Linked DNA regions of Homo sapiens: region 2 is linked to region 1. Evidence: chromatin loops called from intact Hi-C (ENCODE). Cell type or tissue: heart left ventricle. All regions are shown on one strand. Each heading gives the region's core, and the rest is flanking DNA. Links, peaks and the distances in the headings are about the cores only. Region 1 overlaps PDE8A (phosphodiesterase 8A). Region 2 overlaps ALPK3 (alpha kinase 3).

Region 1 (5,000 bases), core at 1-5,000:
TCTTTTGAACGTAAGCAAATGACTTCCTTGATTTTTCTGAGATGATTATTTGAAATTTAGAATTAGACATAATTAGTAGTAAAATTCCAAAAAGAAACTTTAAAGAAACCAATTTTTTTTTTTTAATAAAAAATAGTATAGGCCAGTTGCTAGTTGCTGAGATACTTGTATAGCCCTCTTAAAAGAAGACTCAGAGGTTTGTTTTTTGTTTTTTTGTTTTTTGTTTTGAGGGGACAGGGTCTTGTTCTGTCACCCAGGCTGGAGTGCAGTGGTGCAATAATAGCTCACTGCAGCCTCAAACTCCTTGGCTCAATTGATCCTCTCACTTCAGCCTCTCTGGTCTTAGACTACAGGTATGTACCACCGTGCCCAGCTAATTTTTTGTAGAGACAGCATCTCGCTATGGCTGGTCTTGAACTCCTGGGCTCAAGTGATGCTCCTGCCTCAGCCTCTCAAAGTGTTGAGATTACAAGCATGAGCCACCATGCCCAGCCAAGAGATGGTTTTAACAGTACAGCCTCAGGTTGAGGACAGCATTCAGAAGGTCCGATGGTTTAATACAAGAAGGAGGCTGGGGTTAACAATTTACTCTTTGTTGCAGATTTTTTTCAGATAGCTTTCAGTCTCAAAACTCACTTTCTACCCAAAGCTATGACAGAGATAGCATGTTTAGCTTCCCTACCTGGTCAAGGATGCCTTCTTTGTTCTAGAACCAAAGTAGGGGCTTTATGAATGGTTGTGCATCCACTTCCAGTAGTAATGGCTATACATTATGGAGCACTTAACTGTGTGGCGGGTACTGCACAGAGTGCTTCATATCTGTTACTCATTTAATCTTCACAATCACTATTTTCCAAGTGAAGCTTAGCAAAGTGAAGAAACTCACAGTTTTTCAGAAAGGGTCACAGTTCAAACCCCATATCTGTCTAACCTCCAGAATACGGGTTATGGGAACTGTGGGTGATTCTAGATAATTCGATTGTGTGGATTGTCATTCTCATTGTAATCTCCTTAAATCTCATTAAAGCTCATTAGCCAACCCAATAAAACCTAGGCTGGCCTTTGCAGTCAGGATGCTAGTAGTGATCAGGTATGCAGGCAAACAGCTGTAGAACCTCCAGACAAGGCTCTCTGTCTGAATATACAGTGTGTTACAGAAACATGATTGACAAATGTAAATATTCCTGAAATAGATTCATCTGAGAGAGAGGCATGCTGCTAATTTGTTAATCAATTGATTTGGTATCCATATCACCCATGCCTGCTGAATTCAGTTTTTCTTTAGAAGGGAGTTAAATAAATAGCACTGAGTTCTCAACCTTTGGCTCCCTGCTCCCTGGGGCAGCCTGTAGACCCCCCTTTTCATTCTGACAGATGAATAGGCAAGTGATCAGTTTTGTCTTTTGGGAGGGTGGAGGGAAGAGGTAGATTCTAGTCTGGCCTCCATGATTTTATACCTCAGATTGCCACATTGGATTTGAGGATCCTCAGATCTCAGTGACATGTTTGAAGAAGATCTCGGATTGGGTTATCTCTCCTATAGTTGACTATTCTCATTTTTCTATGGGTTAATTCTTACTAGTTTTACTTTCAAAGGTAATTTTAACATTTCGGGAAAACTTACATTTGTCCCCTGTATTTAATACGTTAATACGATATTTAAGAACTAGATCCTACTTTGTACAGTATTTCAAGGTATCATGAAATTAATGGTTTTTTGTTTGTTTGTTTGTTTGTTTGTTTGTTTTTTTGAGGCAGGGTCTTACTCTGTCGCCCAGGCTGGAGTGCAGTCGTGTGATCTTGGCACACTGCAACCTCTGCCTCCCGGGTTCAGGTGATTCTCCTGCCTCAGCCTCCTGAGTAGCTGGGACTACAGGTGCCCACCACCACGCCAAGCTAATTTTTGGTATTTTTAGTAGAGACAGGGTTTCACCATATTGGCCAGGCTGGTCTCGAACTCCTGACCTTGTGATCCACCCACCTTGGCCTCCCAAAGTGCTGGGATTACAGGCGTGAGGCACCACACCCAGCCAGTGTGTTCTGAAAGAAATAGTGCTTTGGAAAAATACAGTTTAAAAAAATGCCTTGTAATATGTATGTGCATTATAGAATTATAATTTCATAGCAAAAGCTTCTTGGAAAATATTTGCTGTAGATATTTAGAATTTATTGGGCATTTACTCATTGTCAGGCATTGTGGTAACTACTTGAAATAGCTTATTTAATCTGGATATCATTTTTTGCCCAACACTACGGGTTTGGGAAAAAAGGATGTGCATGATTTCACCCCAGTATATAACTAGAATTTGCAATCAGTCAGGGTAACATACACAAGGTTCACAGTAAATATTTACTGTTTAAATCGACTGATGGGAAAATCAGGAACAGGTAGGGGGAGGAAAGAGACTATGACAGTGGGGGACAGATAAAGAGTCTGGGAGAAGAACCAGGGAAAGCAGCTGAGAACTTTGCCTCAAGAGTAGACCTTGGTGCCATCTTGTGGGTGGATCTGGAAAGGACCAAGCAGATGCACATCAGTTGCTACTAAGATGCCTTGCAGAGCCCCAAATTTCCATGCCACAATGATAGAAAACTGCAAATCAGATAATCAGAACTCTGGTCTAGGAATCAGTGGATCTTAGTGATGGAATCAGTGTCCTGTCCATCAGCAAGTCCTGATCACTCTCTCCAAAACACATCCTAAATCTGTTTATCTCTGTGGCCGGCCCCAGGCCAAGCCACCATCTTCTCTTGTTTGGACTACTGCAGAAGCTTCCTTATTGGCCTTGCCTCTACTCTCATCCTCCCGTAGTTCATTCTCCATTGGCAGCCAAAGACATCTTTTTTAGAAAGAAGAATCAGATTATGTCACTTCTTTGTATAAAACCTTTAAGCGGCTTTTCATGAAATTTAGAATAAAATTCAAATGTCTTGTCCTGCCTTAGAAAACTCTGCATCGTATGACCCCTGCTTAGCTGTAACTTCATCTCATGACCTTCTTTGTATGGCCCCTGCTTAGCTGTAACCTCATCTCTTGACCTTCTTCCTCTTTGTTTCCTCCAGTGTCCCACCTTATTTCCACTGTAGGTCCTGTGCACTAGCTGTTCCTCTGCCTGGTACTCCTTCCTCCACCTCTTGCATGGTTGGCTACTTCCTGTCATTCAGATCTCACCTCCTGCATTGCTGCCTCAGAGGGGCCTTCCTTGACTCTGATTCAGTTACTCTCCATCACATCTTTCCCTGTTGTTAATCAGAGATATTGTCTGTCTTGCTGTCTATTGAATCCTCAATGCCTAGGAGACCATTTGGCACATAGTGGATGTTCAGTAAAGATCTGTCAGAAGGATAAATGCTGTTTTCCAGTTTCTTGATCTTTTTCCAGCTAGATACAGATTACGGCCAGGTTATTTTAGACTTTTCCTAATAGAGCATGAAAAGATCACAGGAATTAAATTCAGACAGAACTGGGTCCCATTCCTGCAACTACTGCTTACCAACTATTTGACCATACTTCTCTGAGTGTCAGCTTCTTCATCAATAAAATGGAGTTAATGAGCTTACCTTGCTCATAAGGTAAGAACTAAATTGGACTTAAATATGATTGGATCCAAAGTATTTACGTGTTAGATACTTTTTTCTATTAAAACTGACTGGACCATGTTGTTATTTGCATTTTCCTCTCCTGCTACCCAAGGGACAGGATTAGGTTCTTTGTACTCCTAGTATCTAGCACTGCACTTGTCTTACAGTAATAGGTGGTCCACAAGTGTCTGGATTTAGACTCTTCCACACCTAAGAACTGGTATCTCCTGACTCTTTCCAGGCTGTGTCCCTTTGATCACATTATTTCTCTTTGTCCAGAGAGAGAAACAGATGGTCACTGGTTGTACATGGAAAGCCTGAAGGGATAGTATGGTTCAGACCAAAATTGGATTTATGTCTTTACTGCAGTTCCTGGGTTTTGTATACAATTAATGTAAATTGACCCCAGGATAACTTTCTGTTTCTAATAAAAGGATGAAGGAAAAAAAGAGATCGATCATATGATTGTTTTGTAGTTCCTAGGACTTAGGCTCTTCGTAAGATTCTTCTTTCTGTTTCTTTTTTTTTTTTTTTTTTTTAAGACAGAGTCTCGCCCTGTCACCCAGGCTGGAGTACAGTGGCTCTGTCTCAGCTCAGTGCAATCTCTGCCTCCCAGGTTCAATCCCTCCTGAGTAGCTGGGATTACAGGCACCCACCACACCTGGCTAATTTTTGTATTTTTAGTAGAGACAGGGTTTTACTATGTTGGCTAGGCTGGTCTTGAGCTCCTGACCTCAGGTGATCTGCCCGCCTCGGCCTCCCAAAGTGCTGGGATTACAGGCGTGAGGCACCACGCCCAGCCATTCTTTCTGTTTCTTAATGGAATAAAGTACCTATGAAATTACTCTGAAAACTACAAGTCCTGTATTACATACATATATTTATGTAATAAGCTGGTATGAGTATAATTTCTAGATAAATGATTGGTTTAAAAAGATTAGCTGTTGACTGCACATTAATTCCAAAATATTTTTTGAATACCATGTACTAGACACTGTTTTGGGTGTTGGGAATATAGTAATGAATAAAGCAGGTAAATCCCTGTTGTTATAGAACTCTGTATTCCAGTGGGAGAAACAGACAAAAAAGAAGATAGATAATAAAATATGTAGTATACCAAATGGTGATTGGGAGCTAAGAAATAAAAACAAAGCAGGCAAGGGATAGGGAGGGTAGAGGGGAGTAGAAATTTTACAGAGGTTGGAATTATATATCTATTTTCTTTCTCACCCACCCCTAATCAAGATTTGTAACATAATAACTTTGCCTTCTAATACCACATCTAAATGATGTTAGATCAGTTAGGCAAACGAAATCAAAACTTCTAATAATTTGTTTCATATATCTGTAAACCATATTTACAAAAAGTTTTACTTTTCAATATTAAAATGCAAATCAACACCATCATATTGTCTGAT
Region 2 (7,605 bases), core at 1,590-6,589, 180 kb before region 1:
TCTTTCAATCACTCATTCATCCAACTAGTGACTTTGTTTTGAGATGGAGTCTCACTCTGTTGCCCAGGCTGGAGTGCAGTGGTGTGATCTTGGCTCACTGCAACCTCCGCTTCCTGGGTTCAAGCAATTCTCGTGCCTCAGCCTCCCCAGTACCTGGGATTACAGGCATGCACCACCATGCCCAGCTCGTTTTTGTATTTTTAGTAGAGATGGGTTTCACTATGTTGGCAGGTCTGGTCTCGACCTCCTGACCTCAAGGGATCCACCTGCCTTGGCCTCCCAAAGTGCCAATTAGTGACTTTTGTTTAGTAATCAAATAAAATTTAATCAATATCAAATAAAACCTCAACCTCAAAACTAAGTAATAATTATTTAATATCATCAAACATCCAGTCAGATTTCCCCAACTGTCTCATATGCGTTGGTTTATTTGAATCAGGAACCACTCATTGCTTTTGGCTGATGCAGCTCCCAAGTCTCTCTTAATATTTAACAGTTCCTCCTACTTTATTTGTTTTCTTCCTTTGCCATATGTTTGTTAAAGTCACTGGTATAGAATTTCTAACATTCTGGATTTTGTTGATTGTGTTCCCATTTAACATGTTAAATGCTTCTTCCAAATTGGTAATCAGATTTAGAGGTTTGGTCAGATTCAGGTGTGATTTTTTTTTTTGGAGGAGGGGCAAGAATAACTCACAGGTGCTGTGTATACCTTTTGCATCCTATCTGGAGGCACATACTGTCAGATTGTTTCACTTTTAGTAATGTTAAGGTTGGTCACTGGGTTCATTCAGGTGCATCTGTGTGATCCATCCCCTTTTAAAGTTAAAAACAATCTGATACAAACCCTATTGTTATCTAGGGGTTTTGGCAGTCACTGATTATTGCCTAAATCTATTATTTCATTAGCAGTTGCAACATGGAGATAGTTTAATTTGGTCTTTTCTTCTTCATTCATTAGCTGATTTTTTTCTGTAAAAAAGGGATGATTATTTGGTTATCCCAATACGTTAAGTTCCAACAGGAAATGAAGGATAAATACTTGCTCTTTTCCCTTTAGTTACTAGAATTTAGAATAACGAGTTGGTGCCCTACCCTACCGTTTTCCATAGGTGACCAGTGAGGTTTATTTTTTGAGGGAGGAGATTGGATTCTTTTTTTTGTTGTTGCAACTATGAATACATGGATTTTTAACATATTTGATATGTTCAATATGTTGCAGTAATTATTTTTGTTGCCAAGATTGTTTCCTTTTTGGCCCAAGGGAGCCCCTTCAGGTTGGCCCCTGTGTCCTTCTGCCAAGTCTCTAATAGCTTTTGCTAGCTCTCTTGCTTTCTGGATTCACACGATATTTCAGGTCCTTGCTGTACACTTTCTGCCTAGACCTGGAATCAACCATTTCTTTAGAAAGCTCTGGTTTCCCTTTAATGGGAAATTATATTTAGCGGTCACAATTTGAGCATTAGGGGTGCTCATTGCTGCTGGATTGGTCCTGCAAACTTTTTGTTTCAGTCAAACGTGTTGGTTGAAATGGAGTCATGTATTCATCTGATCAAAACAACGAATTCCAAAACAAAGTAATTCTGGTATTCTGTATTGATTATTGTTGCCACAGAAAACCCCTGCCTTCCACAAACACATCCTGAGCACTGTGTTTGGACAGTGCTTAGGACGCATTTGTGGAAGGCAGGGGTTATGTGATGGATACCACATGGGTACCGCTAGATGGCAGGGGTTGAATCAAATAGAGTTTCTGCCCCAAGGAGCTCATAGTCTGGTGGGGACTTAATGTGCCCAAAGAGCAGGCGTGGACGGAAAGTGAGCCCAGCAGGTTGGCAGGGTGGGAGGCTCTTCTGGCCTTTTCCTTCCCTGTGAGCCCCACATTGGTGAGACAGGAGCTCCTGGTCTCCCACATTTCTCCTGTTCCCCTTCAGTTGGAGAAGAGATTGAGATGACCCCTATGGTGTTTGCTAAGGGTCTGGCTGACTCTGGCTGCTGGGGGGACAAGCTCTTTGGGCGACTGGTAAGCGAGGAGCTCCGAGGGGGTGGATATGGGTGTGGCCTTCGGAAGGCCTCCCAGGCCAAGGTCATCTACGGGCTGGAACCCATCTTCGAGTCGGGCCGCACGTGCATCATCAAGGTGTCCAGCCTGCTTGTGTTTGGGCCCAGCAGTGAGACTTCTCTTGTGGGCAGAAACTACGACGTCACCATCCAGGTACTATGTCCCATCTTCACACCCCATTCTTTTATTCTCTCACCCCCTCCCCTTTCCCAGCCCAGGTCCTGTTAGGATGCCCAGTATCGAGGCAGAAGGCATCTCAGTCTCAACCTTATGAGGCTCCTAGGAGGACCTTGTGGAAAGCCTGAGATGCAGCCCAGAATTCAGATGCTTGGCCTCAGAGAGCTTGAGAGCTTCAAAACGACTTGGGCCATAGTTTTCAAACTCTATGTTTGCAGCAGAAACCTTCCCCCTGCCCCATACATAATCTCTCATGGAAGCCTTGTTTATATGTGAGATAAAAGGGGGGTGCTGTGGGTGGGGTGGGCAGTCTTCCTGGCTCTACACAGAGTGGTCTCTGGGACACTGTCACATACCATAAGGACTCCCAAAAATAGTTCAGAAATCACTTCGAAAACCTCAGTTTGAAAAGAAGTCCAAAGCCGCTTGTTATACAAAAGAGGAAAATGAGATGCAGAGTGGGGAGCAGGGAGGAGTAAGCCCTTCCTCCCCCAGGGCTGGAATCCTCCTCTCAGTCCCCTAACAGAATAGGTAGCCCACTCACTTAGGGGTAGACACAGTGGAGGACTGAGGAATTTCTTTGCTCACCACATTTGGTTCCCTCATCCACAGGGGTGCAAGATCCAGAACATGAGTCGGGAGTACTGCAAAATCTTCGCAGCAGAAGCCCGGGCCGCGCCTGGCTTTGGGGAGGTGCCTGAGTAAGTACGCAGCGAGGAGGACGTGCAGTGTGCAGCACTGTTGCCTTGGGCTTCTGCAAAGACAGTGATTTCACAGCCTCCCAGGGGCATCCTGCGTTATGCCCATGTGCAAATAGGCTCACAGCCCCATGCTCAGCTCAGTGGCCTCACAAAATGTAGAAATAGAGACCTCATTTACTCTCCACTTGAGAAAAGCCTCTGCTCTGGACTTGAGTCCCGCCCACCCCGGTTCCTCATTCTTTAGTGCAGATGTTGCTGATTGCAGAGTTTGGACACAGCAATTTCTGGGACTCCATGAAGGTGATGGGGTGGGTTAAGCTAGGCAGACTGATCAGGACACTTCCGTGGTATGCAGGCAGGGTCAGTGTGGATTTTTGTAGGAGTCAGCTATAAATGGCAATTGTTTGCATTTTGAGACTTGAACTCTGACCTTTGCATACCTGGGGTCCCACTGGCAGAGAGCCACAATCTGGTTGAATCCTCTCTAAAGGTGCTCCTTCTGTTTGACACATACATGCCTCAATCCCTCACCCAAGCCACACAGTCTGCCTATGCCCATAGCAGGGTTTGGTTCTAATCCCACTGACCAAGAGAATGGACAGGACTCTGAAGCCAAAAATATCCATTTCCTTTCCCAAACTCAGGGTGGAGCTGCTTTCCTTTGCTGTCCTTTGGGCTCGGAGCTGAGAATTACATTCTTGGAAGGGCCCTTCTTTTAGGTCCAAGAATACAGAATTGGGTGGGAGGGAGGAGCTCTCTGGGCCATACTTCCTGCTTACTGCAGGGTGAAACTATGTTTAGGATCATCCCACTGTATCTGATCTACCGGCCTGCAAACAATATCCCATATGCTACCCTGGAGGAAGACCTGGGCAAGCCCCTGGAGTCTTACTGTTCTCGGGAATGGGGCTGTGCTGAGGCTCCGACAGCATCTGGCAGCTCTGAGGCCATGCAGAAATGCCAGACCTTCCAACACTGGCTGTATCAGTGGACAAATGGCAGCTTCCTTGTCACAGACTTGGCAGGTACGAGGGTGTGAGGGTGCACGGGTACGCATGTGCATGGATGTGAAAGCATGCAGAGGAGGCAAAGCCATAGTGCTTGGCTGATCGTTTACAAAGCACCTTTGTCTTTATTCTTTTTTGCTTTTCACAATAATCTTGTAAAGTAGATTGGACACGGAACATTTTGCTCGCAACCCTAATACATACCTCATGTAGCCCAGTCTATCACTGCAGCTGCATTTAAAGGAGCACAGTCCAGGCTCAATTAAAAGTAAAAAGGAATTTATTTCAAAGACCATTACATGGGGTCTAATTCAAAACCCACAACCACCCTTTTCAAAAACCTCCCTTCTTCCCTTCCCTGCAGCTTTGCTCTAGACTTTCTCACTCTCCAAGCTTCCCAAACTCTCCCTTCCATTTTAGCCCAGTAGCTTTACTGTCTCTCCTCCTCCTCCATCTTTGTTAGCTTTTCGTTATGTAAAGCAACTTAGTCTAGCTTCTTTTTAGTTTTATTCCTACGCCCCCCATTACCCAGAACTCCCCAACAAAGGAAGGCCAGCAGGCATGAACCCTCCTTCCTTCTTCAACCAGCTCTCTGCAGGCCTACTGTCATTAAGCAGAACTGGACAGAGGAGAGGAACAGAGAAAATGCTCAGGGGAAGGAGAGGTTGCTGGGAATATCACACATCATTAAATCTTGTCTCTGTGGTAAATAAGTGAGAAAACTAGAGACCAGAGATATAAAACGGACTCAAATGTGTGTTTCACTGGGGTTAAATTGTACGATAATTATTATATATATAGCTCCATATACTGGGGGGAGGGCGGGCTAGGTAACATTAAGCCATTATCAGTCAACCTATTTGTTAACTTATAAACTCATGCTTCCATCCTTTTTCCATCCAACCATTACTAAATATTGAAAAAATAAAAAGTTGAATTAGGAATGTCATCGTCCTCAAGAAGCTGTGATGAGTAGACCAGTTTCTACTGTGAGACGATAACGTGGCATAGTAGAAAGGCTTTAAAGTCGGCTGGGCGCGGAGGCTCACGCCTGTAATCCCAGCACTTTGGGAGGCCGAGGCAGGTGGACCACTTGAGGCCAGGAGTTCGAAACCAGCCTGGCCAACACAGCAAAACCCCATCTCTGCTAAAAATACAAAAATTCTGTCTGTAATTCCAGCTATTTGGGAGGGCAGGGCTTGAGAATTGCTTGAACCCGGGAGGCAGAGGTTGCAGTGAGCCAAGATTGCACTACTGCACTCCAGCCTGGGCAACAGAGTGAGACTCCATCTCAAAAAAATAATAAAGAAAAAAATAAATTTGATTTAAGTCAAAGCCCCATTCTCTTCTAGCTGAGTCTGTTTTACAAAGAAGAAAACTGAAGCTCACCCTGGTTAGGTCATTCAATCTCTCTGAGCTTCAGTTTCCTTTCCCTTTCTAGGAATAATGTCTTTCCTACCTAGCACTCAGATTTTTCATGAGGATTAAGTGAGACCATATTTGTGAAAACCTGCTGCAAACTAAAATTCTGTGCAAATGAGAGAGATCATCATTTTTACACAAAATGGAATGCTATGAATGCCAAAAGAGAAATGACAAATAAATCAATATTTATCACATTAGTCCTATGTTTCAGACACTAAGTTAGAGTCCTACACATATTATGATTTTCTCAATACTCTGTAAGATGGTCATTACTATCCTCACCTTTACACTTGAAGATTAGAGATATGAAGTGACTTGTCGAGTACCCACAGCTCAGAAGTGGTAGAGCTGAAATGTAAATCCAGGTCTGTCTGACTCCAGAGGCCACATTTGTTATTGTCTATCATATGATGGTACTCAGCCCTGTTAGTGAAAGGCAGGTTCCTAGCAAAATGCTCTGGACAGATTGAAAATGGGGGAAAGAGCATCCTAAACCTAATGTGTGAATACTAAGATACCTGGGTGGCCTGAGCACAGTGAAAACGTTTTTTCTCTATCATCATTTTGCCTGGCTCTGCCCTTCCAAGGCTTAACCTGGAAGACCATCTTGGCTTCTTGCTTGCTTGCTGCCTTTGTAAGTAGTGCAGAAGCCAGTCTTCTGTAGTGTTGCATTTCTGCTGGTCTACCCCTGATTTATCCTCTCATTCCCATCCCTCTCTTTTGTCTGGACAGACTACTGATCTGTTCAGAGGATGAAGGTTTTAGCTCAAAGCTAGAGGCTGGTCCAGGTTGTGACCTGGTCTGATCCAGTAGAGGCAGGATTGCATAGCTGGAAGAGTTTTGGCTCTAGGAATCCAAAAAAACGGAACCCTTATTTTAAGTCAAATGGCCATTGCACATGGCCAGAGCTCAATTATTGAATGAGTGAGTATGACTTTGCTCAAGCCATTTAACTCTGAGCCTATCCTCCTCACTTGTAAAAATATGAATATTATTCCTAGTAATAATCCAGAGACCTGCATGCTGTGAGACAGGCTGGTGGTGATGACCCATGAGAAGATGCTTGAAGACACACCTGCACTGACACCCAGGAAGTTGATGCCAGCCTGGGCTGGTTCTAAGCCCCCATGTCTCCAGCAGGAAGAGACATGGTTCTAAGCCACCCAGTATATCTTCCTGCTGGAGATGTGGGGGCTTAGAGCCAGCCCAGACTGGCATCAACTCCCAACTTTCTCTCTTTTCAGGGGTTGACTGGAAGATGACTGATGTGCAGATTGCTACCAAACTCCGAGGGTGAGTGGTTCTTGGGGACAGAATGCCCTCTGGGCGTCTTCTCAGGGTGTAAAATGTCCTAAGCCCTTCTGGTTCTCCATCCCTGAGGTGCTGGGCCTGGGGCCAAGTGGTCCCAGACACACCCATGGCCATGTGGTAACATCCTAGGGGCTACTGGTCCCCACCCCTTATCTCTGGCCTGGTGTGGCAGCTATTACTGATGCCACACATGGGGTCCCCTGCAATCCAGAGCTCTCACATACTCCTCCCCTCTCGCTTGAGGATGGTTGCCAAGGTGCCGATGAGTAAGGGTCCTGTGATGAGAGTGCGGACCTCGAGTCTGCTCCAATTTATGTTCAGAAGCTAAGCCATTCTTATGCCATTTAAAGTCCTGCGTGATGGATTCCATGTGTCAGGGTGTAATGAGACCACAGTTTTAAAACTGAGGCCTTGGGCCAGGCATGGTGGCTCACGCCTCTAACCCTAGCACTTTGGGAGGCTGGGGAGGGAGGATTTCTTGAGCCCAGGAGTTTGAGACCAGCCTGGGCCAAGTAGAGAGACTCTGTCTCTATTTTTTTAAAAAGAAAAACTGAGGTTTTGGCTGCTGCCACCTGAGGTAGCACCAAGGGAGAGTCCCCATCACCCTCAGATAAGGTAGGATGTACCCTGAGCACGACATCCTGATGATGGCCACCCCAGAGTCCGCCCCCCAAGGAACTGTGTCTCTGGTTGGGACCCCCACTCAGCTCTTCCTGTCTGGCTGCAGATACCAGGGCCTCAAGGAAAGCTGCTTCCCTGCCCTGCTGGACCGGTTCGCCTCCTCCCACCAGTGCAATGCCTACTGTGAGCTGCTGGGGCTGACACCTCTCAAGGGCCCGGAGGCGGCCCACCCCCAAGCCAAAGCCAAAGGCTCTAAGAGTCCATCTGCTGGCAGGAAAGGCTCCCAGCTGAGTCCTCAGCC

The links. A loop is a pair of places that touch in the nucleus more often than their neighbours do. Peaks named below come from ENCODE experiments on the same cell type or tissue, not always from the same donor. Only the 100,000 strongest peaks of a DNase experiment are listed, where the experiment ranks them.
Region 2: it touches region 1 in a loop (2.4-fold over the local background); 3 of 110 quality-filtered maps call a loop at or near these places.

The regions. Positions count from the first base shown.
Region 1 is chr15:85,041,965-85,046,964 of GRCh38, forward strand. All of the region lies in intron 1 of PDE8A (phosphodiesterase 8A), which reads left to right. Among named protein-coding and RNA genes, the nearest start is that of PDE8A, 63 kb to the left of the region's middle. RefSeq lists an enhancer at 2,493-2,572. In heart left ventricle, for the core only: a CTCF peak has its summit at 2,506 (motif pointing left); no DNase peak of the experiment used is centred there; H3K27ac peaks cover 1,599 bases.
Region 2 is chr15:84,860,701-84,868,305 of GRCh38, forward strand. ALPK3 (alpha kinase 3) reads left to right here. Exons shown (of 14, transcript NM_020778.5): 10 at 1,935-2,215; 11 at 2,852-2,940; 12 at 3,742-3,965; 13 at 6,617-6,665; 14 at 7,411-7,605. Among named protein-coding and RNA genes, the nearest start is that of SLC28A1, 20 kb to the right of the region's middle. RefSeq lists enhancers at 1,418-1,919, 2,488-2,989, 2,990-3,489. In heart left ventricle, for the core only: a CTCF peak has its summit at 3,583; no DNase peak of the experiment used is centred there; H3K4me3 peaks cover 615 bases; H3K27ac peaks cover 1,218 bases.